3 separate regions of the Mus musculus genome follow, and all the other regions are linked to region 1. The links are chromatin loops, found by intact Hi-C in ENCODE. Cell type or tissue: heart. All regions are shown on one strand. Each heading gives the region's core, and the rest is flanking DNA. Links, peaks and the distances in the headings are about the cores only.

Evidence for each region. Peaks named below come from ENCODE experiments on the same cell type or tissue, not always from the same donor. Only the 100,000 strongest peaks of a DNase experiment are listed, where the experiment ranks them.
Region 2: a loop joins it to region 1, with 2.2 times the contacts of the local background. A loop is called at or near these places in 3 of 42 quality-filtered maps.
Region 3: it touches region 1 in a loop (4-fold over the local background); 12 of 42 quality-filtered maps call a loop at or near these places.

What each region holds. Positions count from the first base shown.
Region 1 is chr4:150,254,344-150,265,161 of GRCm38, forward strand. It overlaps Gm33415 (a long non-coding RNA gene), which reads left to right and starts at 4,868. Exons shown (of 2, transcript XR_390965.3): 1 at 4,868-5,063; 2 at 8,062-8,562. In heart, for the core only: a CTCF peak has its summit at 6,579 (motif pointing right); no DNase peak of the experiment used is centred there; H3K27ac peaks cover 1,317 bases.
Region 2 is chr4:150,316,568-150,327,385 of GRCm38, forward strand. All of the region lies in intron 1 of Rere (arginine glutamic acid dipeptide (RE) repeats), which reads left to right. Among named protein-coding and RNA genes, the nearest start is that of Rere, 40 kb to the left of the region's middle. In heart, for the core only: no CTCF peak of the experiment used is centred there; no DNase peak of the experiment used is centred there.
Region 3 is chr4:150,621,696-150,632,513 of GRCm38, forward strand. It overlaps Slc45a1 (solute carrier family 45, member 1), which reads right to left. Exons shown (of 9, transcript NM_173774.3): 8 at 9,223-9,428; 9 at 7,701-8,102. The coding sequence ends at 7,836. Rere (arginine glutamic acid dipeptide (RE) repeats) reads left to right here. Exons shown (of 23, transcript NM_001085492.1): 23 at 1-271. Among named protein-coding and RNA genes, the nearest start is that of Slc45a1, 25 kb to the right of the region's middle. In heart, for the core only: CTCF peaks have their summits at 3,916 (motif pointing right) and 4,835; DNase peaks (open chromatin) are centred at 3,456, 3,946, 4,346 and 4,776.

The sequences.
Region 1 (10,818 bases), core at 3,457-8,456:
AGGCCTTGTGTTTCCTAGGCGAGTGCTCTACCACTGAGCTAAACCTCCAAACCCTAGCCTTCAAAAAAAATATTACAGTTAATTATTTAATTGTGTGTGTGTGTGGGGGGGGGGTGTTCACGTGCCATGGCACAAGATTGGTGTTGGAATTGGTTCTCTCCTTCTGCCGTGTGGCTCCCCACTCAGGCTTGGCAGCATGCCTCTTTACCTGCAGAGCCCTGCCCTCTCTGCAGCCCTCTCTCCAGGCCTCTGGAAGGCTTTTGAGCCAGGAAGCCTGATCTACAGTCCCCCGCAGATGGAGAGCCTCCCAGGTCTTTGCTGTTCTGTTAAGTTCTCTACTGCCAAGCACTCGAGGGTTCTGGTGTCCCTGGGTTTCTTCCTCTTCTGACAACTGATGCCTGGTGCCAAGGTTGAGAGCAGCTCCTGACACATCCTTGGGCTCTCCTGTTCCTGTAGGCCCTGACTGTGGGGTAAGCACCACCTTTCTCAGATTCTCCTTAGCCGACCCTCCAGGAGACTAACCTGGCATTCTGGCTGCAGAATGGAAAGGTTTGGTAATCAGGGCTGCTGTCCATGGGGGCCAGGAATGATAGCAGACTCATTTGCATATGTGACCTAAGACAGTAATTAAACCCAGGCACCCCAGGGGCAAGAAGCAAGGGCATTAATTCAGGAGCAATTAAAAACCCTGTAATGTCACCACGCACAGCCACCACTTGTGAGACTGCTGCTGACTGATGACAGTCACCTTCCGGGCTCCCTCATTTGGCCACCAGACAGCCAAGCACGTTGTTAGGAAGAGCGTGCTCAGGCCTCAGGGATGGTAGCTCTGCTGGAGCCTCATTCCTTCTGCAGGCTCTGACCCTGTTGCAAAGCCATTACTTGAAAAACAAGGTCTTGATGCTTTCCCCTAACGGTGGCAAAACAGATAACAGTTGCCATATTTTCATCATCAGATATGCGGTGTAGCAGGTTTTCGTGAGTGCATCCAAAATGTTAACTATGGATACCAAGACCCTGCAGGCGCCAGTGCAGGCTTGACAGTAGCTCCAACTGTTCTGCAGTGTTCCCGCGGTGCCTGCAATAACCCGGAGGTGTTGACCCCTTGTGAAGTCTGAGTATGCCAGCCAGTGTTCCTAAAGCAAGGATGCTGGCCTTGGCAGCTTTGAGAAACACTTTCTTTCTTTCTTTCTTTCTTTCTTTTTTTTTTTTTTTTTTTTGTTTGGTTTTTCAAGACAGGGTTTCTCTGTGTAGCCCTGACTGTCCTGGAACTCACTCTGTAGACCAGGCTGGCCTTGAACTCAGAAATCCGCCTGCCTCTGCCTCCCAAGTGCTGGGATTAAAGGCATGCGCCACCACTGCCCGGCTGAGAAACACTTTCAACATAAGTGGGCATACTACCATCTACCCAAATAGACAGTTAACCTCAACCAGCAAGCTCCTCTGCCAGGAGAGACACACACCTAGCCTCGCCTGGAATGCCACACACCTGTCTTTTGTTTATTCGTCCTTTGGCCAAAGCTCTGGGACTGTGCATGCTTTGCTCAGTGCAGTGGTTCCTGGATAAGAATGGTGTGCAAATAAAGGATCCTCCAGTCCTTCCTGGGGGGCCTTAGTGCTACAAAAGGCCAGGTCGTGTACGCCAGATCAAGTCTAAAGTCTCGGGGCAAAAACAGAAGGAATCTTTAAGTCTTGTTTGTATGTCTCATTGGTTGGCTCTATGTATTATCACATGTAGCCCAGGCTAGCCTTAGACTCAGGCTACCTCAAGGACCTGACTCATTCTCACACCACAGGCTTGAGTTGAGCGGAGTGGAAGATATGAGCCCTCAGCTTCCTGCCTTTGCCCCTGTGCCTTCAGAGGTCAGAAGAGGGCATCAGAGCCCCTGGAACTGGAGCTACAGATGGGCGTATTCCTGTGCTAGGAACAGGAGCCAGGTCCTCTGCAAAAGCAGCCAGTGCTCTGAACCTCAGAGCCATCTCTTCTGCCCCCTGTTTTTGTTTTTGTTTTTTTAAGACAGGGTCAGACTGGCCACAAATTCATAATCTTCTGCCTCCTTGTCCCAAGTGCTGAGATTGTGCTGGGGTCTCCATATGAGGGGTGAACTCGTTGGCCTGGTTTTTCTCTGAGTTGTGTCAGCTCTTTATAGGCCAGGACACCATCAGATATCTAACCTGAAGATGTTTCCTCCCACTCTGTAAGTTCTCCTTTTGCTTTTGATAGGCTTTTGACACACAGGCTGGATAGCTTTGATGAAGTCCAGTTAATTTTTTCTATAGTGATTTTTTTTTCAAATATAAGACACTACTGCCTAATCCAAGGTTTTGAAGGTCCATATAGTATATGTGTATGTATGTATGTATGTATGTATGTGTGTGTGTGTATTTGTGTTTGTATGTATACATATATACGTATCCATGTTTGTATGTGTGTGTGTGTATATATACATAATGTGTGTACACATGTGTTTGTATGTGTGCACTATGCATGCATGTATATGTGTTTGTATGCATGTGTGTTTGCATGTATGCATATATGTGCATACATGCATGTTTGTGTGTGTATGTATGCAGGCATATATGTGTACACATGTGTTTGTATGTGTGTGTATATACATATATGTGTGCACATGTGTCTGTATGTGTGCTTGCATGTATTTGTGAGCATGTGTTTGTATGTGCATGTGTATATATTTATGTATGTGTGTGTTTTTATGTATACATATATATGTGTGTACATGTGTTTTTGTGTGTGTGTTTATGTATGTATGTATGTAAGTATGTATGTATGTATAGACATGAATGTATGGGAGGAGAGAATGAGCCCCTGGAGCAGTCACATGATCTTCCCTGAGTTCAAAGCCTCAGTCATATACTAATACAGAACCAAGACTCCCTCTCAAATTCTTGAGGGCTGGAAAGGCAATCTGAGGGATCCTAAATCCTCCAGAGCCTTCTGCTGATGCAGTTTGGATCTCTGGTATCCTCCTCCCAGACTGCCCAGAGGAGAGGTCAGGTCCGGTTTCTCCAGTCGGGGCTCCATTTGACCACCAGGGGGAGAGCTGGAGCCGTCCTGAACACGTCCTGAACAGGAGGCCTCTTGGCTAGCCTGCCCTGGAGTACTTTCCAACCTTGCTCTGTAGCCCCAGCAGTTGGCACAGGTTCGCCCTTCCTGGGATTGGACGGAGTCTATCTATCCTTGGCTCGCTGGAGCTCAGAGCCGGGGGAAGTCAATCCAAAGCTTGGAACACAGCTCAGCGAGATGAATGGAGCCGTCTTTGGATAAAGGAAAATTCCTGGACAGCATGTCCCTGTCAACACCTAGCCTCTCCAGTGTTAGCACAGATGTGGCGCAAGGCACGGCACAAGGTGACACTTCTTCCTTGGCTCACTTTGGTTCCTCAGACGGTGGGGAAGCAGCACTCAGCTACCGTTCCCCGCCAGCCAAGCCATCATCTTTGCTCTCTCCCTTTCAAGAGAAGGAGGGGAGGCAAGACAATTGTAGGAGGAGGGATCTGTGGATCCAGCCGCTCTGCCACCAACTCTGCCAGCCCCTGAAGAAGCCAAACAGTGCAGGTGCTAAGCCAACCCTGCATCCTCCCTCTAGTACAGCTGTGTTTGGGGATGCCAGCCATGTGCCAGGAGCATGTCATGTGCTCCCGGAAACAAGAACACCAGGGGTGGGCAGGCCTTTCCTGGGACTGGCCTGGCTCTCTGGAGCTGAGCAGGGCAGAAGCAGCCACAAGTCCACCTGCCTGCTTTTAACCCGACCAGTGGGCTCTATGCCAAGGCACTTATCTGGAGGGCCTCTGTCAGACCCAAACACACTCGGATGTCTCACACCTGCAGTCTAAAGCAACGCACCTCATTCCAGAGGCATTCAGAGAGATTCAGTCATGCCCATGGAGGCCAGGCTGCTGGATGCGGCACGGGGAGGGCCGGCCGGAGGTGGTCTCCCTCCCCTTCCTTGTTCTCCTCTTCTTCCTCCCCCTCTCCCCCACGCAGACGCTGTAAGAAAACACCCCTGAGCTGACAGAAAGAAAATCGCTCAAGATACAAAATTGAGGCGGTTTTTCCTTTTCCTGTCCACGGCTCCAGACTCCTCTGAGATGGCAGATGGACGCTTCTGTCTAATTTTCTCCTTCCTGGAGGGAAAGGAGCCCAGCAGGACAGCTGGAAATAGCACAGAAGGAGCGGAGGACCGCGGCCTGGCCTACTGTGTCTTCCACCTCACTGAAGCTGCTTTGATTCAAAAGAGAAAATGTCTGCCTGCGGCACCCCCTCGTTTATCTGCTCCCCGCAGTTAAGCACTCGTGCTAGGCAAGCACACCTTTGCTGAGCTGCACCCGGCTCGCAGGGCCTGGATTCTAAACACAACACAGCTTTATGGGGGCAGGAAACAGCTGAGAGTGGGCTGCTGCTGGCTTGGAAGCTACCGGGAATATTGGGGCGGTGTCCCCTGACGTATGGAGGCCATAGGCTAATGATGGCAGCAGTGTCAGAAGAGGGTGTAGAAGTGGGGTCTGTGTGGTTCATGGGTTTTACATGCAAGCATGAGTGCTTGCTCAAAGAGGCTTGGACCCAGGGACCAGGATGTAATTTGGTTGGTTGAAGAGTGCTTGCCTGGCATGCAGGAAGCTCTGGGTGCCAGCCCCAGCACCACATAGCCCAGGGCTAGGCCATACACAGGCCAGCATTCAGGAAGTGGAAACGAGAGGGGGTTCGTTCTGGATCACGCTCAGATACATACAGTGTTTGAGGCCAGCGCGCAATACATGAGACGCTATCTAAAAATGAACTAACTAATTAATTAATTTAAGAGAAAGAGAGGGGGAGAGGGAGGGGGGGAGGGGGAGTAGAGGGGAGGAGGAGGAACTGACTCATGGAAAGCCGCAGAGTAACAGAACATAAAAGATACCTGAGCACACAGTCTGCACCCTTCGGATCGTGAGACCATCTGTCACCTCCCACCGTTCCTCTGCCCACAGAAGCCCACTCGAGCCCGATGAAGTAATGGCTTCTACCCTGACGCATCAACAACACATGGATCTCAGAGCCAAAAGGTGAGTTCTGGGCCCACAGAGCAGTGAAGATGGTTCAAATGTGTTCAGAGCTTTGCGGGGCAAAAACTCGGAGGCTGAGTGTGTCCTCCATGAGATCGAGCGTTGGGAATGTGGGCCAGAAGACAGACCCCATTACAGAATGTTGTGAGCCGCCATGTCGTTGCTGAGAATTGAACTCAGGACCTCTGGAAGAGCAGTCAGTGCTCTTAACCGCAGAGCCATCTCTCCAGACCGATTCTGGTTTTTTAAAAAGAGTAGGGGTGACTAGGTTTTTACACATGCATGGCAAGCAAAATTCCCAGTACCCCCACCCGACCCCCTCTACCACCTTCACCACCACCTGCCGCAACACATATTCACTTCTGACACTCTCGCCTGGAAATAGACAGTGTCAGATCCCTCCATCAGAAGCCCTGGGCTCCAGAACCTCTAACTGATCAGCTACAAATAGAAATTCATCACCGTCCCCTCCTGAGGTAGGATTCGATCCCTAGAATATCTCACAGAACTTGGGGAAGACAGGAAACTTACTTCTCCTGGTTTTCACTCAAGCTTAACTCAGGTCTTGCACACGCGCACGCACGCACACACACACTAGGTCCTGCACACCCCTAGTCCTCAGCTTGACGTTTATAGATTAATCATTCTGCTATGTGCCTGTCTTCACTGATACCCCAGCTGCGCTGGCCTACAGCAGGCCCATTGGAGTTTCTTCCAAAGAAGGGTGGATAGTCTACCTTGTGACCTCAAAGGAATGTCATTAGGCTAAGATGTGCAAAGCATCCTGAGGACTTCCAAAGCAAGTGCTGAGTCCCAAGTGACACTCCTCTCCCAGCAGAACATAGAGGAAGGGAATAAATATTTGTATGATGGGCTAATTATTAGCGACAGCTTTGATGTTCTCGGCCTTTGTTAGCAAATGGAATTTCGAGGTCGGCTGCGGACAAAGGCATCACTTGGCTCCTTTTAATGAGTGCCAGAAAAACCTGACTTGTGTTTCTCTGCAAGGGACTGATTGTCAAAGGGGCTATTGGATGATTCTCAGTGATCCAGCTAGCCCGTCCCCTGTGCATTTTCTAGCCCAGGGAACTCTAAGCGATAGATTTTAATCTTTAGGGTGATTTTATTGCCTTTATGGGAGGCCCTTTAGAAGATGTAAACTCTTGTTACTTTAGAAGCAAAATATCTTATTATGAAAATAGAAGAGTCCCCCTTGGTTTGTATGTGTGTTGCCTGCCCCTCCACCAGCCCCCATGAGTGCATAGAGGGCAGGAGAAGGACCTTGGGTATCTTTCCCTCTCAGTCTCCCATTGTATTCTCTTGAGACAGAGTTTAACATTGAACTTGAGCTAGGCTGGGGCCAGCAAACCCTGGCAGTTCTCCCTTTGTCCCTTCCACAGCCCCAGGATTAAAGGCCTGTGCAGCCGCACCCAGCTTTTTACAAAAGGACTAGCAGTTTGAACTCTTTCTATTATTATTATTATTTACTTAATGTATACGAGTACACTGTAGCTGTCTTCAGACTCACCAGAAGAGGGCGTCAGATCCCTTTACAGACAGTTGCGAGTCACCATGTGGTTGACTCAACCCCTGGAAGAGTAGTCAGTGCTCTTAAGTGCTGAGCCATCTCTCCAGCCCCGGGGGATGTGAACTCTTACCTGCTGAGACATCTCCCCAGCACCTCCTACGGTTTGTCTTGATTTTGTTTTTCTTGAAGCCAAGTCTCTTGTAGCCCAGGTTGGCTTCAAACTTGCTATGTAGTTGAGGATGACCCGAGTGTCCTGATCCTTCTGCCTTTACCTTTGAAGTTCAGGGATCACAGGCCTGTGTTATCACAACTGCTTTAATGAGGTGCTGGAAGTCAAATCAAGGTCCTTTATGCACTGAGCAGGCACTCTACCAGCTGAGCTATATATATATCCCAGCCCTGAAAAGGTATTTAAGGTTTGTTTCAACTTCTCTCTCTCTCTCTCTCTTCATTCCTTTCTTTGTCTGTCTGTCTGTCTGTTTGTTTTGAGACAGGGTTTCTCTGTGTAGCCCTGGCTGTCCTGGAGTTTACTCTGTAGACCAGGCTGGCCTCAAACTCACAGAGATCTGCCTCTGCCTCCTGGGGGTTGGGATTAAAGAGGTATGCCACCATTGCCAGCTTGTTTTCCTTTTTCATATAGAGGGCTGGGAATGTAGTTTAGTTGGTCAGAGTGGTTGCCTAATACACCTGAGATCTTGATTCAGTCTCTAGCACCAAGTTCAACTGAGTTTCGTGGAATGTTGCTGTAATCCCAGTAGTTGGGATGTAGAGTCTTGAGAACCGGAAGTCCAAAGTTATCCTCAGCTATATAGGTCAGCCTGTGCTATGTGAGATCCTGTCAAAAAAAGAATTGTAAAATTAATTGTAAATTAGCCTAGTTAAGAATCAGCCAAATGATCCCGTAAAGATTTTAAAAGATTTTAACCTTTTAGATAAGTACTGTTAAATAATGAACTTTAAAATATAGATGAACCTTTAATGCATGGATACATAATGACAGCAGGGTACAGGATTCATAGTCTTGGCGTGCGTCAGAAAACATAACTTCTGTGACACCCAGGGAAGCTTTGGACCCAGGCCAAAATAATTTAATTAAACTGTGATATTCTACCAGATAAATACCAAGAGTAAGACATGTCTTACTGCTGCAGGGCATAAATAGACTACAGAAGCAGGGGTCGGGTGTGGTGGACACAGACAAGGAAGTCCCGCTTTGGGGAGGTAGGGAGACCTTCACAGGTCATTTGCGTTTCCGTATTTAGGAACCAGAAGGTAAACAAACGTACTCCTTGGAAGACATATTTCCTCCTCCAGAAATGGCTGCGGCATCTTTTTGTTGGGCTGTGGGGAAGACCAAAATGAGCTATGGGCTGACGGTCGTTCAGTTGGCATTATTTTTTTAATTGTTCTTTATGCTGCATATTTTTAGTGCTTAGCTGAGAAATCAATCTATTCATTTTCATTACGCAGAAGCCAACAAAAATACGACTTCGGAGAGTGAGACTGCCTAATGAGAACAAACAAAGAATGGCAGATAAACGAGGCACTTGGCTATCAAGACATTAAACTTAACACAACTGGGAAGAAGGCCAGGTTTTAGCTTTCAGAATACGGTGCAGCATGCCTCCAATCTCAGAACTGTGATGGTAAAAGACAGGATGATGAAGTGTTCGGGTCCAACCTGAGCTACATGGTAAGGTCTATCTCATACTACTCCTAGTTCTGCACATGCAAAAGCTCTCACTTTAGTCAACTGTGTTTGCATTAGTCCAACAAGATGATTTCGTATGTGTTCAAGAATGAGACCATTTGAAGTTCTTATTACATGTGGTGGCTCAATTCTATACTGAGGGGGCACTTAGGGAAAGTGTTATAGGTTCCAGGCCAGCAGGATCTACACCGTGTGTTCCAGGTCAACTGGCTGTACAGAGAGGCGATGTCTCAATAAACAGACAGACAACGTGCTTGCAATTTTTGGTCTGGCTGTGTGGCTCAACCTAGAGTCTAGCATGCACAAGACCTTGAGTCCAATCCTTAGCACAGAAAACAAAAGAAAATTAGGATTTTACATGCTAGCTCTATAATGCAGCAGAAACGGTGGGGGCCACCGTGATGTAAACGCCGAGGCGAGCAGCCACAAAAGCATCTCCTGCAGGAGGACCTAATTGAGGACTTCCTGAGAGGAATTCCCAAGGATTGCTGGTGCAGACAATGCCAGCCGATCGGGAACTGCTGTCTAGAAGAGACACTTGCTTCCTTGGGACCAATGGGGCGAGGGTGGAGCTTGCACCAGCATTCAGATGAGCTTGCTGTGGCATTTCTCACCTGCTCCCAAGGAGTCTGTGACCTTGACTCTGAGTCACCTCGTGAGCCACCTCACCTCCAACCTCCAAGGACAGGTATGGTCAGGCAGGACAGGCAACAATATAGGTTACTTCTTTCTTTGGATTTATGTGTCTCTGAGTGTAGGTATCTGCACCAGGTTTGTGGAGGAGCTCTCAGAGGTCAGAAGAGGGCATCAGAGCCCCTGGAACTGGAGTTACAGGCAGTCATGAGCTCCCAGGTGGGTGCTGGAAACCGAATCCAGGTCACCTGCAAAGGCCTTCCTTCAGCCATCTCTCCAGCCCTAGAGACGGTATTTGTGCAAATGTTTGGTCATTTGGAGCAATGAAGTTTTATGTACCTTGGTGTCCCCTGCTTCCCCCCACCCCATACACACACACTCTGAAACATTCTGTCATTTGGTGGTCACCTCAGCCAGAAGCCATTTTCACATGATTTCAATGGCCTTGCCTGCCTGATGTGTATGACTGCTTGCTCCTTGTGAGACAGTAGGTGAAGGGTTCAGTGTGAGGTGCCCTGTCTACCGTCAGGGAAAGAGCTCTGCAGGAAGAGGCCGGTGAGCAGGGGACTAAGCAATAGTCTCTGCATCAGGGAAAGAAAACCTCAGGGTTGTCACTGCTGGCTTGGTCTCACCCTCAGAGCGGGTTCCTTTGAGACAAGGGAGGGACATCTCCCCCTGCTTTGCTGCGTGTATGATACATATCATTTGATTTCGGATGTATTCATGAATATCCAAAATGTCCATGGCATCAGAATCAAGGGCTTGAAGAACAGTGCACGCCTTTGATCCCATCGCTCAGAAAGCAGGGGCAGGTGGATCTTCGTGATTCAGCCTGGTCTACAGGGTTTTAGGACAGTCAGGACTACACGGAGGAACTCAGTCTCCAAAAAAAACTAAAAAGGAATCCTAAGTAAGATACTCCTTTTTGGCAGCAAACGCCCTTGCCCACAGCAGACGTAGGGCGCATTCTCTAACTCTCGGACCTATGCGTAGGCACATCTGGAACCTGGGGCCCTTTTGCCTCACAGGTGCTGGTCACTTGCCTTCCCTGCCCCCCATGCCACATTCTGTGGCTCTGCAGTTCTAGGAAGCCCCACCACAAGCCCACTCAGGAAGTCAGGGCTTAGGCTAGGCTATGCTGAAGGGGGCCACTTCCCACTGCGCAGCCTAATTTGGATCCATAGCCAGTTCTCCCGGGGAGACCTTTTTTTTTTTTTTTGAAGGGCTGGAAGATCAAAACGAATTTCAAAGCAGCACTCAGACATCTCTTCCTTTCCCCTCTCATTCTGCGTGACTGTACCCTAGAATTTTCAAGACTCCACAGGCCCTGAGATGAAGTCATTGCTCTGACAAGCTGGTGAAATGTGTGCTTTGTCTTCTCAAACCCTGCTTTTGACCTTTTAGCGTGCCTTGTAATTTTGTGTTGAAAGCCAGACATGGAGCAGGGAGAAGGGATTGTGGTAGGCAGGCCTCTAGTAATGCGCTGCTCAGTGTGGGGACCGGACGGTTCTGTTGTCCTGTAATTAGGGCGCCATCTTGCAGTGAGCTTGGACTGTGATATTCTTTTATGAATCTCTCAGAGCTTTTGCCAGGTCAATGAGGCACCAGTGAAATGGTTTCTTTACAAAAAAAAAAAAAAAGACTTTATTTTTAGGAGCTGGAGAGCTGGCTCAGCAATTAAGAGCACTTACTGCTCTTGCAGAGGACCTTAGTTCAAACCCCGGCACTTACATGGCAGCTCACAGCCTTCTATAACGCCAGTTCTAGGAAACTGTCTCCCCCTTCTGGCATCCTAGGGAACTTCCAGGGCTGAGGCTGCAGTTTAGAAAAGAATGCTTAGCCAGCGTTTCCCCAGATCCCAGAACTCAAAAGGAAAGCCTCTC
Region 2 (10,818 bases), core at 3,420-8,419, 62 kb after region 1:
GTTTACATAGGAAGCAGTTGTAAAAACAGACTGGATGAGGTGTAGGTGACAGGGAGTGAGTACTCAGAGTGTGAGGACTCACACTGGTCGGAGGCTTACTACATCATGTGAAATGAAGCTGTTACTATTTCCCACTGAAGACTTCTCAGTAAGGGGAAGCTTAGCTGTGGGTTAGACAGTGTGGCTTTAAAGCATAGCTCTGCAATGTCATGTAGAAGCTTCTAGGTAAATGAGGAAGTCTCTGACCTTCCCTAGGCCTCAGTTTTCTCAAGTACAAGATGGGGATGATAATATCTCATAGATTTTGGAAATCAGATGAATCCATGTATGCAAAGTGTGATTGTGAGGCCAGGTACCCCAGTGCTTGTAAAATACCTAGGTGTGGGTTGGAGAGATGGCTCAGCGGTTAAGAGCACTGACTGCTCTTTCCAAAGTCCTGAGTTCAAATCCCAGCAACCACATGGTGGCTCACAACCACCCGTAATGAGATCTGACACTCTGTTCTGAAGACAGCTACAGTGTACTTACATATAATAATAAATATATCTTAAAAAACAAAACAAAACAAAACCTAAGGCTGGGCGTGGTGGTGCACGCCTTAATCCCAGTACTCGGGAGGCAGAGACAGGCGGATTTCTGAGTTCGAGGCCAGCCTGGTCTACAAAGTGAGTTCCAGGACAGCCAGGGCTATACAGAGAAACCCTGTCTCGAAAAAACAAAAACCAAAAACCAAACAAACAACAAAAAAAACCTAGTTGCTGGACTGCTCAGACATGGCAAGTTGAGACTAGAAACCACTGTGGGGCACACTGTTAAAACTGCACTGGAAAGACAGGATGAAGATTATGAGTGTGAGGCTTGAGGCTAATTCTGTCTCAAAGGGGGAAAATTATATCATGACTAAATATACGGGGATTAGATAGACAGTGAACATGATTGAATTCTATTCTTTGGGAATGATGCTATGATTTTTAGGAAAAGTAGGTGAGGATTGGATTACAGCACTACCAATAAACAACAAGTCCATGTGTATCCACTTGAGAAGGTTCATATCTGTGGTAGAGCAACTCTTACTTGACTTTTTAAAGTCATTAAAGTGAATTAATTTGTATATACGCTGTAAATAATTTGCCCAATGAAGAGAGAAATTAGGAACTGCAGAAGCAGTGCGTGTAAGCCAGAGAAAGGAAAGTGGTGTCTGAGAGAGACTGGCAAAAAACAGGACTGAGGGGATGTTCTGTTCTGTTGGCGCCGGGAACAGACTAGTCTTCAGGGCTCAGGGTTGGTAGGGTGCTATCTGTTGAAGAGTGTCTAGAATGGGTGGTCTTAGTGATGGGTATGTTGTGTCTGAGTTGTGGTGAGTCACAGAAATAGGACCTCATAGAGTTCTTGTCTCTGTTACCCTCCATGATGGCAGAACATTGTTGAGAGGAATTCTGAATAGGTGGGACTTTTAGAGATGACGGTCACCACGGATCAAGCCTTCCTGTTCTTTGGCTATCTTCTTGCCTTCAGATAACACTGATACTAAACATGTGGGCTGTTTGTAACCTGCTTTAAACAAAACCTATATTTATAGCTTAGTCTGTGAAGTGACTGAATATGTTCATTTAGGAAGCCAGAAAGCATGCTTAGAATAAAGAAGGGCTGTGGAGAGGACTCCCCAGGCAGAGGGTTTGCATGAGGACTGGAGTTCAGATCTCCAGTGCCCATGTGAAACTCGTGTAGCTGTTGTGGAGGCTTGCTGTAATCCTAGCATGGGGATGTAGAGGTGGGATCTTCAGAGCAAGCTATCTAGACTAGCCGAGCCAGTAAGCTCTAGGTCTAAGTCGGAGATCCTGTCTCAGTTTATCAGCTGGTGCGTGGTTGCGGAAGCCACCTAAGGTCAACCTTTGACTTTCACACCATTTGCCCCCCACCCCCCCAACACACACACACACACACACACACACACACACACACACACACACACACAACACACGAGCCAAAACCGTGGTGCGCAGGCCTTTAATTCCAGCACTCGGGAGGCAGAGGCAGGTGGATTTCTGAGTTCGAGGCCAGCCTGGTCTACAAAGTGAGTTCCAGAACAGCCAGGGCTACACAGAGAAACCATGTCTCGGAAAAAAAAAAAAAGAAAAGAAAAAAGAAAAAAAGAAAAAGCCAAAACCCACTAACTTAGGCAGCTATAAGCCAAGAGAGGTGGTGGCACATGGCTTTATTCCCAATCCTAAGGAGGCAGAGAGGCAAGTGGATCTCTTGAGTTTGAGGTCAGCTTGATCTGTATAGCAAGTTCAAGGCTGGGTGGGCTTCTCAAAGGAAAAAAAAAAGCATAATTAATGTTAGCTATTAGTGATAAATTCTTTGAGACTTTTTTACATGGATAGTATATATGTATATTTGAGTCATTGTGTTATTATGTATTCCCTGGTATCTTGTAAAGAAGTATAAATGTACTTTTAAAATAGATACACACTAGATATATTTTTCAGTTACTGTGTTTAGTACAACAAGAACATTAACATCTTTCAAGTTGTTAGATGTGCTTTGAGTATTGTAACGATATGTACTCTTCTGTTGTATGACTTTGCTGTACTTTGCTGGCAGAATTTAGTATCATTGAACATTCCTGACATCTGCTGTTTTCCCTACCCAGTTGTGTATTGTGTCTTTAAATTAACTTGGCTTATAATGGATGTATAGTGTGTTGGGGGCAGAAAGTGCTGAAAGTTGACAGCAGCAAAGCAAAGGCTCACTTTATTCCAGACTTGACAGAGCTCTAATTCAATAGCATGGTTGTGGTCACACATATTACTATTTTATCTGTAATCCCCCCACCCCCCCCACACACACACAGACACAGAGAAGGGCAGAAGTCTACCATGTTAGCCTGGATCTCTGTGCTTTTTAGATCAGATCTATATTGGACGTGCCTGATGCTTAACAGTTGGAATTCATTTTGTCTTGTTTACAGCAAAATATTCTTTGTTTGGCTTTGTTTTTTTTTGAGACAGGGTTTTCCTGTATAAAAATCCTTGGCTGCCCTGTAACTCATTCTATAATACCAGGCTAGCCTAAAATACACAGACATCCCCCTGTCTCTGCCTCCTGAGTACTGGGATTAAAAATATGTACTATTATGCCTGGCCTAGCAAGATATTCTTATTTTTCTTTCTAAAACAAAAAGAGTGGCTGATCACCATGTCTCCCGACCCCAGATTAAGTGTTGAACCAAATTGAGTGCTTCTGTGGTGTGAGAGTCAAGACAGTGGCACAGAGTGCTTGTGTTTGGTTGTGGGGAGCCCTTAAGAGCTGTGTATGTGTTTTGCAGAATACTTTGGTTGAAAATATTTACACAGAAAATGAGTTTGTGGTATGAACACATTGGAATAACGAATTTATCACTCCTAAAATAAATCTCAGTGCCACCAGCATCCAAGGACTCCTAAAAGCTGATGCTAAAGATAGGGCTGGATAGGAAAGACGACTGATCTCTGTTTTAAAACACGATTTCTTCAGAGCACTTTTCTGGGCTGGCATTTGTTAACTTGTTTATTATTTTCACAGGCCTTCCCTATACACACTAGAAAGCAAGCCAGTCTTTCTTTTCATGGCACCCAGCAGTGCCCAGTGAATAGAAATTGTTAGATGAGTGAATGACTTGTAGTAGACCTGCTCTCTATCTCTTCACGTTAGTACTGAGCCAACTAGGAGAAGAATTTTGCAGACACACCAAACGAAATGCAGCATTATTTGGGTTGTTCACTGTGTATAAAGATAACATGGAAGCTTGCTTTTCCCAGAGTACCCTTTCTTCCTCTACCATCGCAGTTCTCCTGTGTCAGGAGTTGACTCTCAGAGATCTGCCTGTCTCTCCTCCAGGTGCTGGGAATGAAAGGTGCATAGCACCATACCTAGCTACTTTTTATTTTAAAAAATATTTACTTATTTTTATCTTATGCATGTGAGGGTCTTGCCTGCATGCATGTGTGTTCACAATGTGGGTATCCTTTTGGGGTGCCTCCTGGATCCCCTAGAGGTGGAGCTAGAGACGCTTTTGAACTGATGGTTCCCAAGTGGGTGCTTGGGAACTGAATTGGTGGTGATGATCCTCTGTAAGAGCAGGGGTGCTTTTAACAGCCTAGCTTTATCTCCAGCTCCCTAAGTGGGAGAATAAGAATAAGAAGACCAACAACAACCAACCAACCAACCAACCAACCAACCAACCAAACAAAACCCCACTCTAAAAAAATCAATGAGGCGGGAGGTGGTGGCACACGCCTTTAAACCCAGCACTCGGGAAGCAGAGGCAGGCGGAATTCTGAGTTCGAGGCCAGCCTGGTCTACAGAGTGAGTTCCAGGATAGCCAGGGCTACACAGAGAAACCCTGTCTCTCGGAAAACAACAACAACAACAGCAACAACAACAACAAAATCAAAACAGTGAAATGACTTGCAACTGTGCCCATCCTAGCTCCCCAAGTGATGGGTTCAAATGAGCCTTGTGCTGTAGGCTCCCCCACTAGTAGCTAGCATTACAAAGTGTCTGAGTCTTGATTCTGAAATAGTAAGACTCATTCTGGTGCTACTTTGCACTATTTAGAACACACCGCACTAGAAATACAAGATGTGGTTTCACTTCAGCAGCACACACATTAAAACTCGGAACAATCTATAGAAGAGTACTATTGCCCCTGTGCAAAGATGACATATAAAGTCACGAAGCATTAAAAAAACGTAAGATGAGCCTTAACAAGAACCATATATGCAATTTTTATTTTCTAGGAGCCACATTAAAAAAAGAGGTGAAAGAGGTAGACAGTGGTGACACATGGGAGGCAGAGGCCGGCGGACCTGTTTGGGTTTGAGACCAGCTTGGTCTACAGACCTAGTAACAGGACAGCCAAGGCTACACAAAGGGACCCTATCTCCAAAAGAAAAAAAAATAGGTATGCATGTGTGTGTTCTCTCTCTCTCTCTCTGAGACCTAGTATTTTAGATCTAAAATATTATAGTTTTAACCATAGAATTAAAACAACTAGAAACCATAACACTTAAGCACTTCTAGGTCCTTTAATAATTAAAAACACAAAAAACAAAAATGGGAGGTAGAGTATAATTACATCTGTACTATTAGATTAGTTCCTTTAGGGGAAAAGATCTGAAGCAGACATGGCAATATGTTAACATTTGTTACGCCTTAATAGTTGATGCATACTATCTCATAGTATTCTTAACAGTTATTTATCTATATTTTGTTTCTTTTTTAAAAAAATAAGGATATATAAAAATTGATGTGAAGGATTAAAATGTGAAGAAATTAATTATTTGCTTAGTTATAAATGCTGAAGGGGACATTGTGCTTGATTGCTATTTATTTATTTATTTATTCCATTAACTGGTGAATTTCAGAAAAATGCCAGGTTATTTTCAGTATCTGCTTTGTGTGGATAAAACTTCTTATGAAAGACACACCATCTGGATACAATTTAATCCAATTCAAGCTTATTGCTATCATCTTTCAAAGAATGGAATATTTCTTGAACGTCTCTGTTTAGACAGATGTTTGATTTGTAGATTTTTAATTTGAGGTGTCAAATAGTAACATTTTTGGAATTTAAGAACTTTAAAGCCCTCTTGTGATAATTCAATCAACAAAATTTCTTTTATTATTTATTAGATACTGTATTAAAGGTGCAGACCAGATGTTCACTTAGTGTAAATTAGATGTTTTCTTTTTTAAAGAAGCAATCTCTTTTTCTTCTAAACCCTGTTTATTTTTAAACTGAAAACTTGAAGGCCAAAATAATATTCTTACCAAAACAAAGCAAGGCATACAATCTTATTGCTTGCTAAGTTTAATTTAAAGATATTTTCCTCTGCTGGTGGGATTGCAAGCTTGTACAACCACTCTGGAAGTCAGTCTGGAGGTTCCTCAGAAAATTGGACATAGTACTACCGGAAGATCCAGCAATACCTCTCCTGGGCATATACCCAGAAGATGTTCCAACCGGTAAGAAGGACACATGCTCCACTATGTTCATAGCAGCCTTATTTATAATAGCCAGAAGCTGGAAAGAACCCAGATGTCCCTCAGCAGAAAAGTAGATACAGAAAATGTGGTACATTTACACAATGGAGTACTACTCAGCTATTAAAAACAATGGATTTATGAAATTCTGGGACAAATGGATGTATCTGGAGGATATCATCCTTAGGGAGGTAACCCAGTCACAAAAGAAGTCATTAGATATGCACTCACTGATAAGTGGGTATTAGCTCAGAAACGTAAAACACCCAAGATACAATTTGCAAAACTCAAGAAAAATCAAGAAGAGGGAAGACCAATGGGTGGATGCTTCATTCCTCCTTAGAATAGGGAACAAAATACCCATGAAAGGAGTTACAGAGACAAAGTTTGGAGCTAAGACGAACGGATGGACTATCCAGAGAGTACCCTACCTGGGGATCCATCCCATAATCAGCCACCAAACCCAGACACTATTGCATATGCCAGAAAGATTTTGCTGAAGGGACCCTGTTATAGCTGTCTCTTATGAGGCTATGCCAGTGCCTGGCAAATACAGAAGTGGATGCTCACAATCATGTATAAGATGGAACACAGGGCCCCCAATGGAGAAGCTAGAGAAAGCACCCACGGAGCTGAAGGGGTCTGCAACCCTATAGGTGGAACAACGATATGAACTAACCAGTACCCCCAGAGCTCGTATCTCTAGCTGCATATGTAGCAGAAGATGGCCTAGTCGGCCATCATTGGGAAGAGAGGCCCCTTGGTATTGGAAACTTTATATGCCCCAGTACAGGGGAATGCCAGGGCCAAGAAGTGGGAGTGAGTGGGGAGGGAAGCAAGGCAGGGGAGGGTATAGGGGACTTTCGGGATAGCATTTGAAATGTATATAAAGAAAACATCTAATAAAAAAGAAAGAAAGAAAGAAAGAAAGAAAGAAAGAAAGAAAGGCAATTAAGATATTTTTCGTTATGTAGGAATGACTAATTATTATGTCTCAACTAGACAGTCCGAGAGACAGATGACAGACAGAGACTGTGCATGTGGAGGCCATAAGCCATCCTTGGGTGGTGTTCCTTAGGAGATGTCCACCCCCCTAAAATTTAATTAAAAAATATTCTGTGTGTGTTTGAGCATGGGCTTGTGTGGGCAGAGTACCAGTGGAGGCCAGACTGGGGCGTTGGCTTCCTCGGAGCTGGATCTCCAGATCACGTTGAGCCGCCTGATGTGGGTTCTGGGGACTGATCTTGGTCCCTTCGGAAGAGCAGCAAGCATTCTTAATCACAGAGCTCCAGTGTCACCTCTACTTTTTTGAGACAAGAAAACTCAGTGGGCCTGGGATTTGCCACTAGGTTAGGTTGACTGACTAGGAATCTCCAGGGATCTGTCTCTACTTCCCAAGTACACTGGGGTTTGTGTTTTTTTTTGTCAAGGTTGTTGTTGGTGTTTTTTTTTTTTTTTTTTTTTAAACTTTTTGGTGCTGGGGATCAAACCCAGGTCCTCATGTTTGTTTAGACAACAGGCACTTTAGAATGTCCAGCCCTTGAGATGACTTTATCTTTAACCTGTTAAATTATCTCATAATATTTGTTGTTACATTTTTTTTTTTCTTGAGACTGTTTTTTTATGTAGCCTTGGCTGTCCTGGAACTTAACTTTGTCGACTGGGCTGGCCTCAGACTCACAGAAAGCCACCTGCCTCTGCCTCCTGAATGCTTGGGTCAAAGGCGTGTGCCACCATGCCCAGCATATTTGTTGATGTTTATCTGGTAAAGCATGGCAGTTCTGCACCTGTATATTGTGGTAGCTTACTTTTGTGTTGGTGTGACAACAGTCCCTGTTAGTGGCAGGAAAGGGAAGTTGACTTTGACTCCTTCATTATGGTTGGGAGTGTGTTGGGTCAGATGTGTGGTGGAAGTGGTCCACGCCACGATTGACAAGGAAACTGGGAAGAAACAGGGGTCAGATAAACTGTTAAAGGCTTGCCTCTTGGACCTATTTTGGTTGCTAGACATTTCTCCTAAAGTTTCTACAACCTCCCAAGTAACCTCCAGCTGGGAACAAGTTCAGAACGGAAGCCTGGCAGGTGGGCGTTTCAGAGTCAAAATGGTAGCAGTGTGGGGTGGATAGTGATCAGGGCAGGATAACTGGTAGCAGTGTGGGGTGGATAATGATCAGATCAGGGTAACTGGTAGCAGTGTGGGGTGTATAGTGATCAGGGCAGGGTAACTGGTAGCAGTGTGGGGTAGATAATGATCAGGGCAGGGTAACTGGTAGCAGTGTGGGGTGGATAATGATCAGATCAGGGTAACTGACATTTCCCTTCCTCACACGTGGATTGTGTGTCTGGGACACTTAGGCTCTTGCTGTAAGTATAAATGGAAGCTCCCCTGCTCTGCTGAGCTGTTGACTACTAGTTCTTGTTTCTCCTATAGATTGAGTTTTACAATTTGAAGTTTAGTATTTAATATTTAAATCCTTAAGAGTCCTTAAAATTTTTAAAGATTTATTTTATTATTTTATGTGTATGAGTGTTTTGCCTACATGTGTGTATGTACACAACATGTGTGTTCAGTGTCCATGAGAGAAGAGGGTATCAGATTCCCTGGGACTGGAGTGGGTGCTGTGCATCAGACCTGAGTCCTTTGGGAAAGCAGCCAGTGCTCTTAGCTGCTGCCAACTCTACAGTACCTCCTGTCTGTTTTAGTACCCATTCTGCAGCAAGCCCCCTTCCCCCCGCCCCCTTTCTTTCTCTTCTTCCTTTTCTCTAGCAATTACTATTCTTTTTTTTTTTAAAGATCAACTTTGGCTCCTATAAGTTAGTATTCACATGCTGCATTTGTCTTTGTGTGCTTGGTTTATTGCACTTAATATAGTATAATAATCTCCTCTAGTTCGATCTGTGTTGTTGCAAATGACAGAATTTCAATTTTTTAAATGGCTAAGTAGCATTCCATTATGCGTGTGCACATTTGCTTTAATCCATTCATCTGTCATGGGTTGAGCCCATATGTTGACTCTTGTGAACAGTTCTGTAATAAACATGAGAACTTCCTCCACCCTTTGTGAAACAAGGTTTTGCTCAGTAGCCCAGGAAGTCCTAGGAGTATTGGTGTGTTTGTGCCCTGTTCCTGGCTAGCTGTAATATATTAGAATGCACCCTTTTATTACATGCTTGAGACTTCCACATAACTGCTTGCTTGTTATCACTGTGATCCTTCCATGTTTTTCATAAAGTGTCAGAGGAGGATTGTGAAGACGTAGCTTATGTGTAGGAGAGTTTAAGTGAACCGGAAGGCACTTCCTGCATCTGTACTGTACCATTTAGATTTGGCCAAAATATCTGGGGCTTCTCCACTGTGGGAAATGCATGTTTGTGTTATTGAGAAAGAAAATCCCTGAGGATTCCTGATCCATGGGGAATGATGTTTTCCGGACGATGGTTAAGTGTCCTTCCTGTGTCAGGTACAGCATCTTGGGACAGCATGTGCTGAAGCATCATTATGACATTTTGAAGTTTTAATGCTCTCTTTCTTACAGTTGAAGACATTGTTTGCCAAACCACATTGCTGTGAACATGTGTTTTCATTTCTCTTGGGTGTATACCTAGAAGGAAAATTGTGATTTATGCCAGGCCTCTTCATTAGTGTTTTGAGGAACTGCCAAACTATTTTTCAGAGTGACTTCTACCATTGACAGAGACTAGTTTCACCTAGGAAGAGAAGGTCTCAATTGGGGAATTGCCTCTATCAAATTGGCTTGTGGGAGTGTTTGTCTCATTTCTTGATTAATGATGGATGTGGTCCATCCTACTGTGGGCGGCACCACTCTTAGGTGGGCTTGGGTTGAATAAGAAAGCAAGCTGAACAGGCCATGAAAGGAAGTAGTCATTGTTCTTCAGTGATCTCTGCTTTAAGCTCCTTTCTTGAGTTCTTGCCTTGACTTCTTTGGATGGTGGGCTGGACTATCAACCAAGTAAACTACACCCCTTTCTCTCTCAAGTTTTGATCAGTGTTTTATAACAACACAGAGCCAACCAGAATTACCATGCTACAGCTCTACCAGCAGTGGGTGACGTCATCTAATATCTGTACTTGGCTGTGGGGCAGACAAGTCCCACTGAGGATTTAACTGCAGTTCTGATTTGTTTTATTATATAGAGCAAATCTCTATCTTCTTGTGTGTGTGTTTTAAGGATTTATTTATTTAATGTATATGAGTGCTTTATCTGCATGTACACCTGTATGCCAGGATAGGGTATCGGTTCCCACCATGTGTTTGCTGGGAATTGAACTCAGGACCTCTGGGGGAATTGAACTCAGGACCTCTGGAGGATCATCTAGTACTCTTAAATGCTGAGCCATTTCTTCAGCTCCTCCTACTTTTGTGTGTGTGTCACAGAACTTTATTTAGCAAAAAGTTTTATATGAAAATGTACATGACCCAATTTCTAATGGGTAGCGAAATGCACTGCAACAGATAGGGGAATCTGTTGATGAAACAGATGAAAAATCAGTTGGATTTGATAGTTGTCGGAGCAATTGTTACTCTTAACCTGGGGCCATAAAGCTTAACTAGTTAGGGGTATGAAATGCATTAAGAATTTGGGAATACAAGAAGAGACTGATTTTTAGAGAAGAATTATAAGCATGATTTTTTATTTGTGTGTGTGTGTGTGTGTGTGTGTGTGTGTGTATAGCATGAGTGTGTAAGTGTGTACCTATGGAGGCCAGGGGAGGTCTTCAGGTGTCTTCTGTCATTCTCTGTATTACTGCCTTGAGATGGGGTCTGTATT
Region 3 (10,818 bases), core at 2,854-7,853, 370 kb after region 1:
GGGTTTGCTTTCTGTGTTCTGTGCGTATCTTGTTCAGTGTCGTCAAGGTTGGGCTTCACGTCTCACTGCAGTGGAGCGAGCGGACATTCTGATCGCTGCATTTCTTTAGATCTCGGAGCTAAGTGTATATATGAGTAGTTTGCCAATGGATAACACAGTGTAAACAGTAGACACCCAGAAAATCGTGACTTCTGTGTTCTCTCCATTTGAGTATTTTGTAATTTTTTTGAAATATTTGTGGACATAAATAAAACCAAGCTACACTACAGCACCCTGTGTGTTGGCCAGTGCACTGTCTCATTCTGGAGTGTGGGTGGGGCACTGGAGACAGACTGGGAGTGTGGGCGGCATTCTAGAGATGGGCCCTAGAAAGAGTGGGTAAGGGCACTGCAGATGGCCCCGGGGAAGAGAGCTTGATATTCCTTGCTCTGGACGCTTAACCTCTTGGAACTTCTAGAGACAGGCCTGTGCTGTCTGGGAGAAGCTGCCATAGCCAATCCCCTTGATCTGTGAAACTAAGATATTGCCACCCATGCCTGCCACTCAGCCTGTACCATTAGGGTGTGCAGGGAGGGATCCCTGCCTGCCTGCCTGCCTGCCTGCCTGCCTGCCTGCCGAAGAGAGATTGGAGCCGCCTCCAGAATTTTCCAGATACCACAGATCCTACAGGGAAGTGGTTCATGACCCCTTTGGGAGCTGAACAACCCTTTTACAGGGGTGGCAAATCAGATGTCCTGCTTCTCAGATAATTATAATATGTAACAGTAAAATTACAGTTACGGGGGCTGGAGAGATGGCTCAGTGGTTAAGAGCACTGACTGCTCTTCTGAAGGTCCTGAGTTCAAATCCCAGCAACCACATGGTGGCTCACAACCATCTGTAATGAGATCTGACTCCCTCTTCTGGAGTGTCTGAAGACAGCTACAGTGTACTTACATATAATAAAAAATAAATCTTGTCCAAAAAAATTACAGTTACGAAGTAGCAAAGATTTTACAGGGTGTATGTGTGTGTGTTGGGGGGAGGGGTCCACCATAACACTGTATGAGAAACTGTATAAAAGGGTCACAGTATGAGGCCGGCCGAGGACCACTGCTGACGGGGCTTCTCCCGGAGACTGCGCACTGGATCCCTGTAAGTGGATGTGCTCGCCAGAGACCAGGACCTGGTGGATCCCTGCTGTGCTTCTGATGCCCAGAGACACTTTCTCCTGAAAGTTTCTGTATTAAAGCCGTGCATTTCAAGAAGCGGAGCAAGAGCGGCCCAGAGAGTATACTGCGAAGCTGCCTGCCAAGGAGGACGGCCTAGGGACAGCCAGGTCAGGTGTCGCCCACTTGAGGGGAAGAGGAAGCAGCTACGTGTATTCATTCATAGCCCTTAAGCAGCTTTGGGGCTGAGGCCAGGTAGCAGATATTTTGGTTCTTACATGTTAAGACCCAAGTGTCAGCCAGCAAGCCACTTAGGCTAAAGTAAAACTGCTCTGTGACTCCATGACTCCAGTCCTGGGTATATGAGCAGGAGAGAGCAAGGACAGTGGAACCCACAAACACATGTGTTAGCCACAGTAGTCACAGTGCTCACTGGCTGAACAGTTTACTAACAAGGAGATGTGTGTGTGTATAACATCACATATATAGACCTTGGGAAACTACTGGGTCATAAGTAAAAATGAAACCTCTCATTTGAAGCAACCTGCAGGAAACATGCAGTGACTTAGGTGTCATAGAGCAGCTGGGATGCATGCATTCTGATAGAATGGAGCTAATAATCCTGGAGAAGGTGGGGACAGCTGTCACTGGAGACTAGGAAGGTGGGGCAGAGGGAGAGGAAGTTGGTTGCACTGTGAAGTATCTAGTTTATGACAGTTGACACTAAGAGTTCAGAGGTGGGCTGGAAAAATGGCTCAGCAGGTTAAGAGCACTGACTGCTCTTTCAGAGGTCCTGAGTTCAAATCCCAGCAACCACATGGTGGCTCACAACCATCTGTAATGGGCATCCGATGCCGCCTTCTGGTGTGTCTGAGGACAGCTACATTGTACACACATACATGAAACAGAAGAGTTCAGAGGTTTTCAAGAACCTTTCGGGATGCAGTTCTTAGGCAGGATGTACAAGTGTCCGGTTTTTACTTCACAAATGTCTCCTAGTGTTCACTTAGGTGTAGACATTTCCTGCCACCTAGCCAAGGTGGAGGACCCACATCTGGGCGGATGAGGTGATACAGCACTCTCACCTCAGGCCAGCCCTTCTCGCAGCTACTCCAGCGACGCCCATGTGGTTCCCCAAGCCTGTGCGTTTCAAAAGTAGATTCTCGGCCTGGTCATTGCACACAGGCTAACCAAATGACTTGGGAGGTCCTGGGCCTCAACCCCCATCAGTATAGCTCAGTGCTAAGCTTCTCTATTGATGAGCATCCCTAGTGAGCTGTGCTGAAGGAGAGTGCAGAGATACCACTGGGTAAACTAAGGTCACTTCTTAAAAGTGATGGACAGTGCCCTCCCAGGTATAGCTAGGGACATCTAGACCCTAGTCAGAAGAGCTGTGCAGTTGCCCATGTAAATTGCTGTGAGAGCCAGATCTCTTCCTCAGGGGCATGAGCGCTTGCCAGCAGGGCATTGGTTACAAACCAGACACCCACCACCCTCAGGTTCCCGGTCCTGAACCCACTGCTTTGAAATCAATGGATCTTGTTACTCGGGTAACTGGGAGCTGAGCAAATTAGTCCCCAAACCAGAGGAAGTGCCTGCCCCAGAGAGGATCAGGGAGGCAAGCCATGCAGCTAGCTATACGAGTGGATATGGCAGCCAGAGCACAATCCTGGGGTACACAAAGCAGAAACTGGTGGTGGTGGGCCATGGCAGGCATAGCATGGGTCGTGAGTGAGGCACGTGGCCCCTTTATGGCTCGGGAGCCCGCGCCCTCCTCCTCTGGGCACTTTGGACATCAGACGCCTGATCCTTAGCTCTCACAGTATAGGGAGGTGCCCATTCCCAGACCACTCACTGGGCTCATCTCTGCCCTGGAATCCTGACAAATGAAATTCTGGGCCCTGCATCTCTGTCCCTTCTACCCAACGTGGCTATCACAGCTGTGTGTATTTTGATGAATCAGATCAGAAACTGCACTAAGCACTCACTACCACCCCACCACCCCCAGACCAATTCTGTTTGGACACATCAGCTTTCCTTGTTACTAAGCCAGAGTCACTAGCTCTGTGACTGTCCTGCAGGACGGATACTTGGGTGGGTGACTGGGTAGGTGGGCCCCTTCCGATGGAAGCCCCTTGATACGCAGAAGTGATTTGCTTGTAGGCATGAATGGTCAGCTTGACCTTTTCCTTAGTCTAGGCTGTGTATGAAGACCCCTTGTCACCTGTGCAGCAGGTGCCCCTGCAGACATTCCTCCCTACAGTTTCTCCCATTCGCCACCCTGATGCTATGCCTGCTCATGTCTCTGGCCCTGGTGGACACTTTTTAGGAGCTTCTGCCCTGCAGTTTGGCTTCTGTTGTGTCCCAGGGGTGAATCAGAAAATGAGATTGGTTGGTTTGGGCTTTGAGAGGAAAGCATATGGGTGGGGCCCCAGAGCTGATACCACCGTCTTTGTTGCTTCCTTCCTCACATGTGACAGTATTACATGTGGGCCACCACACACATAGCATTTACATGGGCTCTGGGCATCTGAATCCTGGTCCTCACCCTGGCCAGGCAAGCACTCTATGTACTGGGCTGTCTTTACCAGCCCACAAGGAGCTTGCAGTAAGACCTATTTGACTCAGCTAGAGACATGGAGCTACTTCAGGACATAGTTTTCTATGCCTGGTGTCCTGGTGTCACTCCTAGGTCTGCTCCACTCCCTTCAGTCATTGCTAAGCTCTGGTCCACTACAGAACAGAATTGACTTCTGATCCTGTCCACCAGGTGGCAGTGGCTACAAAGCCTGATGGCTGTCCTCTGGGGCCACCCTAGTGACCAGGCTATGGCTGAGATGATAAAGATGTGTGCGGCAGCTGGGTAGGTAGTTTCTACATCAAGGGGCAACTGGGAAAGGCTTGAAAGATGGCAGGTCTGACTTGCTGTGCAGGGAGGCCTGGCCCTGGTAGATATTGCCAACTAGAATAAAGATTTGTCTTCAAACAAGAAGTCCTTTCTCTCGCTTTCCCTGGTGGATCCGCAGGGCATGCACAGTGGCACCCAGTAAGTAGAAAGGAAATTGATCTCTTCTCCCTGCCCTCTGTCCCCACTCCTTCCTCCCCTCTCTCCATCTTCAATGTAGACACCTGATTACACCTCCCAGATGCTATGAAAACAGACCAGTTTCCACAGTGCCGAGGCTTCACGCTGGCAATCCCCTATGGGTATTAAATTGTGGGTAGCTTCCAAGAATCTTGGGCCCAGAAACCAGCTCTCAAGAATCTCTGAGCAGCTCTGCCATGAGGGCTCTTGTGTGCCCAGAAGGTGCCCTGGCCCTGTCCTTAGATACTCCTATCTGCTCACCCAGGGAAAAGCACTTCAAGCAAGGTATGGAATCTTGCACACAAGCGTTGAACCTGTAGGGCTCAGAGCATGTGAGTTCTGGCATGTTTTAAGAGAACCTGCCTCTGTTCCCATGATGCCTTGTAGCCCAATACAGTGGCTATTAGGGTGCCAGCTGACCATGTCCCTAATATCCCTTGGTGACCATGGGGACTCCATGAGAACTGTCTTAAGGGTAGAGGGCAGAAACCTTTTTCTATCCCTCCATGAACTGACACATTCACTAAAGTGAACTAGAAAACAGTGTATGTAGCGCCTGGAAGTCAACCTGTGGGTGGGGCTCTGGGGCTCCACTGCCGCCTGCTGGGGGAAGCCTGAAGTGCAGTCCTGACCTCTGTTCCAACCTGGGTCAGGTACAGTGCAGACACAGCCAGCTTTCAGGAAGAAAGAGGCTGACAACCACCCCTCTGTGGAGAACCAATGTGTTTATGCTTGCATGGAGACTTCCAGGACGAGGACCCAGGATTTGACAAGCTAACACTGGCTGCAGTTTCCCTAGTCATTTCTCTTTCAGACCAGAGCACCCCAGAGCAGAGCAGAGCAGAGCTATTCAGCACCACATTCTGGAGGAAACGAAACACCTCTTACTGTGCAGTCAAACGGCGTGAGCAGAAGCCTGAGCCCAAGATGGCCCGGAGTAGCTGTGGCTTAGAAAAGGTCTAGAGACCTCATGTAGCTCAGAGCACAGAGTAGGGGCTGGGGAAGGCAAAAATGCTTGCCACAAAAACATGAAGATCTGTTTTAGATCCCTGGGTCCTACAGATAAAGTCAGTTGTGATGTGTGTGCTTTTAATGCCAGTGCTGGGGAAGCAGAGACAGGAGGCTCCCTGGAGTTCTCTGACTGGCCAGCCTAGTGACCTGGACAACCTCTGACCTCCACTCACACGCACACACATACACGTTTTAAAGCACAAAGTGTACAATGACAGAACTTGAAGGTAGAGAAAGGGCTCACTAGTGTAAGGATAGGAGGGTGGGAATCGTGGGAGGAATGGCAGTGTGGGTGGGTCTGAGCCGACCATGGGCTCCTAATGGGCAGAGACAAAGGCTTCACTATGGACAGGGTTTGAACACAGGCACAGTGTCTGTGGCCTTGATGCTGAGGCAGGGTAGGAGGAAGTGGGCTTGGGATACAGGCTGGGGCCAGGTTAGACAGGAGGTGATGATAGCAGACCCTGCTGTTGCCTGAGTATCAAGGTGTTTGGATATGAGCCGGACTGATGCCCGAAGATGAACATGAGGGCAAGACACAGAAAGATGCTGCATCCCTGGATCCAGGGGGTGGGGGAAGGGGGTGTATGTGAGCCAAAAGAGAGATGGCTTAATCATACTACAGCCATGTAGTTTTTGCTCAACTGGTCCTAACTGGTCAGAGCAAGCTGATAGATTCCATGGTGATGCTCGCACTCTCTCGAGGACTAGACAATAGACTCAGGACCAGTTTGGTCAGAGACCATGCACTCTAGGCACTAGGGACCACATAGCCCCACACCGTGCCCAGTACACTAGGTACCACAGCACCCTTTCCCCAGTTCTCCCCAGTTAGTCAACAGCAGGATGAGAGAGGCCCAGGGACATTACTAAGAGCCTTGAGTAAGCTGGGATGTTGGTGGCAGAAGGTGGCTAGAGGTCTTGAGAAGTCAACTCTCTCCAGGTCATTAAGAAGTACTAGAAGCCCAGAGATGTGGCCCGTGTGTTCTCATCCTCTCTTCAGGCCTGGCTCAGAATAGTCCCAGCACCCAGAGACCTTCAGTGTTCATCTGTGGGTTGAATGACTGAGACAGGAAGGGACAGCAGACTTAGGCAGGCAGGTGAGATGGGCAGCTGTATCCCTGACATTTCTTTGTTGGGGTTTTTTGTTTGTTTTGTTTTGTTTGTTTGGGGTTTTTTGTTGTTGTTGTTTTTCAAGACAGGGTTTCTATGTATAGCCCTGGCTGTCCTGGAATTCACTCTGTAGACCAGGCTGGCCTTGAACTCAGAAATACGCCTGCCTCTGCCTCCGGAGTTCTGAGATTAAAGGCGTGTGCCACCACACCCGGCTATCTCTGACATTTCTTTGGGCACATAGAAGCATGTTCTCACTCAGACATGTCAAGCAACTCATTCAGAGATTGCCCCCCTCTCTGTAGGGCATGGCTCAGTGGTACTTCACTAGAGAGCAGCCTAGACATCTGCCCTACTCGCCCTCACAGTGCCACCTTCAAGCATGCACATCTGTTCATTAGTTTGGGGTGGGGGTGGGAGGGGTCTTGTTCATTTATATTCCCCGAGGAACTGCTCCCAGCCCCCATAGGGCACTGGAATCTCCTGGGTGAGTGCATGGTATGCCCAAGAGATTAGCTTAAATGAGAAAAGATTTATTTTCCTTTGTTATCTTGAGTCCCAGGCCATGGTCCCTGCTGCATTGAACTTGTTGTGCCCCCATGCATCACATGAGATGTGTAACTAAGGAACTCCTCAGCTAATGACAGCAAGATACAAAGAGAGAGGATGAGGCCACCATCTTAATATCCCCTTCAAGGTGTGCTTAATGACCCAACTTCCTCCCACTAGGCCACGCCTTTCAACACTCCATGACTTCCCACTGCATAGTGGGCCGGGGACCAAGCTTTCAGACCCAAACTATACAGCAAGTGGATGGATGGATGGATAGATGGGTTGATGATGGATAGAAGGATGGATGGATGGTGGATGGATTGATGATGGATGGATAGATTAATAATGGGTGGATGGGTAGGTGGGTGGATTAATGATAAATGGTGGATAGATGTTGGATGGATGGATGGTGGATGGATGGATGGATGGATGGATGGTTATGAGCCTGGTTCTCCACCTGAAAAAAACAAACCCACAAAACTGTATGACCATGATACAATGCACAGAGTATATGGCACAGTTACCAGAGGTGCATGCATTCCTATCTTGGGCTAGCTGAACCTTTGTGTTAGGGGGCTGTGAATCCTAGAATGTTTGTGACATCCTTGGATGACAAATGGCACCAGAAACTGTTGAAAACCTTCTGAGAGCAGGGAGAGTATCCTTGATGGAGATCCGCTGGTGAGAACGGAATTGCATCTTCACTTTTGATAAATGATATTCAATTACACCACCACCACCTCCATCCCCAAAGAGGGGTAGCGCAGCCCAGATGACCTCGAACCCTTGGATAAGATTGCTGCTGTTGTTTATTTAGCCCGTATTTACATCCCACTAGAAGCCTGGCTGGCTGCCAAGGCCTTTGGTTTCTCAGTGGCCAGCCCACAGCTGACCACCTTCAAGTCCAAAGTTGAGATTCTGAGACGTCAGACATTCAACAGGAGGGGCTGGCGCTCCTCATCGGCTGCATCAACAGAAGGAATTTCGTAGGTGACACACAGGGAAGAGTAGAGGCAGCCGAGGAAGGACACGAGGCTGGAGAAGTACATCACACCATTGGCACTGCCAACAGCTGAGGTCAGGGGCCCCAGGACCAGAGAGACAAGGATCTGAGCCAGAAAGTACTGGCAGCTAAGCAGCGAGATGTCTACGCCCATGCCACGCCGTGTGCCATCCGCACTGGACCCTGCAAACTGACCGGGAGACAGTCACATCAGTCAAACCTGCCACAACCTCCCTGCAGGAGCGGGAAAGAATGGGCCCAGGAAGACCGAGCAGGACGCACAGGACCAAGCAAGGGTCAGCCAATATCCAGAGGGGTAACAACCAGGAGAAAGGCTGGCGGCACGAACTTTCCCCACTTGAGCACCTGTGCGGCTCCAAGGTCGTAGCTGCACAATTCCATATTTCCAAAGCCACTGAGTTGTACAGTTTGTATGTTTCATCCACTTTATTGAGTTCTCAAGATGGGTTCTCATGGCCCCAGCTGACTTCAAACTCGCTACGTGGCAGATAACCTAGAATTCCTGATTCACACCCAGCCGAGTCACTGGTTGGTTGGTTGGTCACACATGCTTATAGTCCAGCACCAAGAGAGTGGAGGAGGCAGGAGAGACACTTTGAGACCAGCTTTAGCTACATGGGACTATTGGGGACAACAAAACCAAGGCAAAAGCTCTGTGGGGGAATTTGATCTCAGTGCAACTGACAAAAATGAACCCAGGCTGGTGGCTGACAAGAGGGTCCAGCGGGTCCAGGGGCTTGCCTCACAGACTGTGTGATCTACAGAACCTACCTGTATACAGGTGGAAGGAGAAGACCAACTGTATGTACTGAGGTTGTCCTCTGACCTGCACACACACACACACACACACACACACACACACACACACCAATAGTAAAGTAGTATCTGGGCCGAATAAAACAACCCTTTTTCTTTTCCTTGTTAGGTCTTCCACATCCATTCCACTCAAAACAAAACAAAACAAAACAAAACAATCCCTCCTATCCATATAGGCTGTTCTGCTCCCATTTCTCTAGACCCAGCCACTGTGTTAATAAGGAACCCTTTCCCCAGTGTCCCCGTTCAGAGTGGGAAGTCACCTGGATGTAGCCTCCAAAGGTAGTAAGGAAGGTACCAGCAGCTGGCTGGGCAGATGCAGGGGTGGAGGGGACACACTCAGAAGGGCTCCCTCCATTCAGAGCTTCACCCTCTGCCTAGATAATCTCGGTTTCCAGACAAAGGCCTCGCAGCTCACACCAGACAGTTCTCTGCTAAGTTGCCTCTAAGAGGCCAGCAGCGCCCATACCCACCTTCTTACTCTGGTAGTAATCACAGAGCAGGGAGTAGGGCAGGGTGCAGAGCGTGGAAAACAGGATGCCATAGGTGGTGCAGAGGGACAGGACCACGTACAAGTTCCTGGAGAGGGTGGCCAACCCGGTCCCCAGGCCGAAGGCGAGGTAGGCGATGAAGTAGAGGGTGCGGACGCTCAGACACTCCTCCAGTTTCTCCAGGATAGCTGCAGGCGGGACAAAGGCTGTGTAGGTGGCCAGGCATCTTCCCTACTCTACAGGGACCCAGCAGTGCAGGTGGCTTGTCCCTGGCTGCATGGTAAAGCAAGGCCTGGAGTGTCCTCACTCACACCCGGCCAGGGGCTTCTACAGATCAAAGATTCCCAAGGGGTTTAGGATGGTGGATCTTAGGCTGAACCTTTGGTGCCAAGAGCCGCAAGTCTTCCCCCTGGCTGGGTGTCATCTTCATCAAGGCATGCCAACGGGCTAAGGAAAACAGAAGGCCACCTGGCTGGGGGTGGTGGTGGGGGCAGGACCCCCAAAGGGCTCACCCCCGGGGCGTACAAGGGAGACTAACATCTAGTTTTGGGGTCTCTGGGGACTGAACTCAGCTTCAAATATGCTAACCACATACACAGACTTTTGCACTGAGCTATACCCTAGCCTGTAAACACCTTCTGTTCATCTCGACCTTCCTAAGCCCCGAGAAGGCAGGAGTCATACTGTCATGTGTGTGATCTACGGGAGTCCAGGACCTTGTAAGTGCTAAGTAATCTTTCCACCATAAGCTACATCGCACAACTCCTCTCTCCCCGCCACCTACTCAGTCTTACTTTGTGTGTCCTGAGCCAAGAATGGCTATATATATGTGTGTGTGTGTATGTATATATGTATATTTGATGTATAATATATATAATATGTAGTATATACATATATAATATGTAATATATATATATATATATTTACTTAGTGTGCGTGGTAGGGCTGAGGTAAGGGGGACATGGGTCTGCCATGGCATATGTGTGGAGATCAGAGGACAATTTGTTGAAGTCAGTTTTTTTCTTTCTTTCTTTCTTTTTTTTTTTTTTTTTTTTTTTTTTTGGTTTTTCGAGACAGGATTTCTCTGTATAGCCCTGGTTGTCCTGGAACTCACTTTGTAGACCAGACTGGCCTCGAACTCAGAAATCTGCCTGCCTCTGCCTCTGCCTCCCAAGTGCTGGGATTAAAGGTGTGCGCCACCACACCCGGTTTGAAGTCAGTTTCTTTTTTCCACTCTGTGAGCTCCAGGGACCGAACCCAAGCCATTGGGCTTGGCAGGGGTCTTTACCCATGGATCTGTCCCAGTCGCTGTGGTTTGTGTTTTGTTTTGTTTGAAGATTAATCTGTTTTATGTATATGAGTGCACTGTCGCTGTCTTCAGACACACAAGAAGAGGGCATCGGATCCCATTACAGATGGTTGTGAGTCACCATGTGGTTGCTGGGAATTGAACTCAGGACCTCTGGGAGAGCAATCAGTGCTCTTAACCGCTGAGCCATCTCTCCAGGCGGAGCTGCTTTGTATTTTTAAATGACTTTAAAGAAAGAAAACAACAAATAAAGGAGCTTTCGTTTGCTT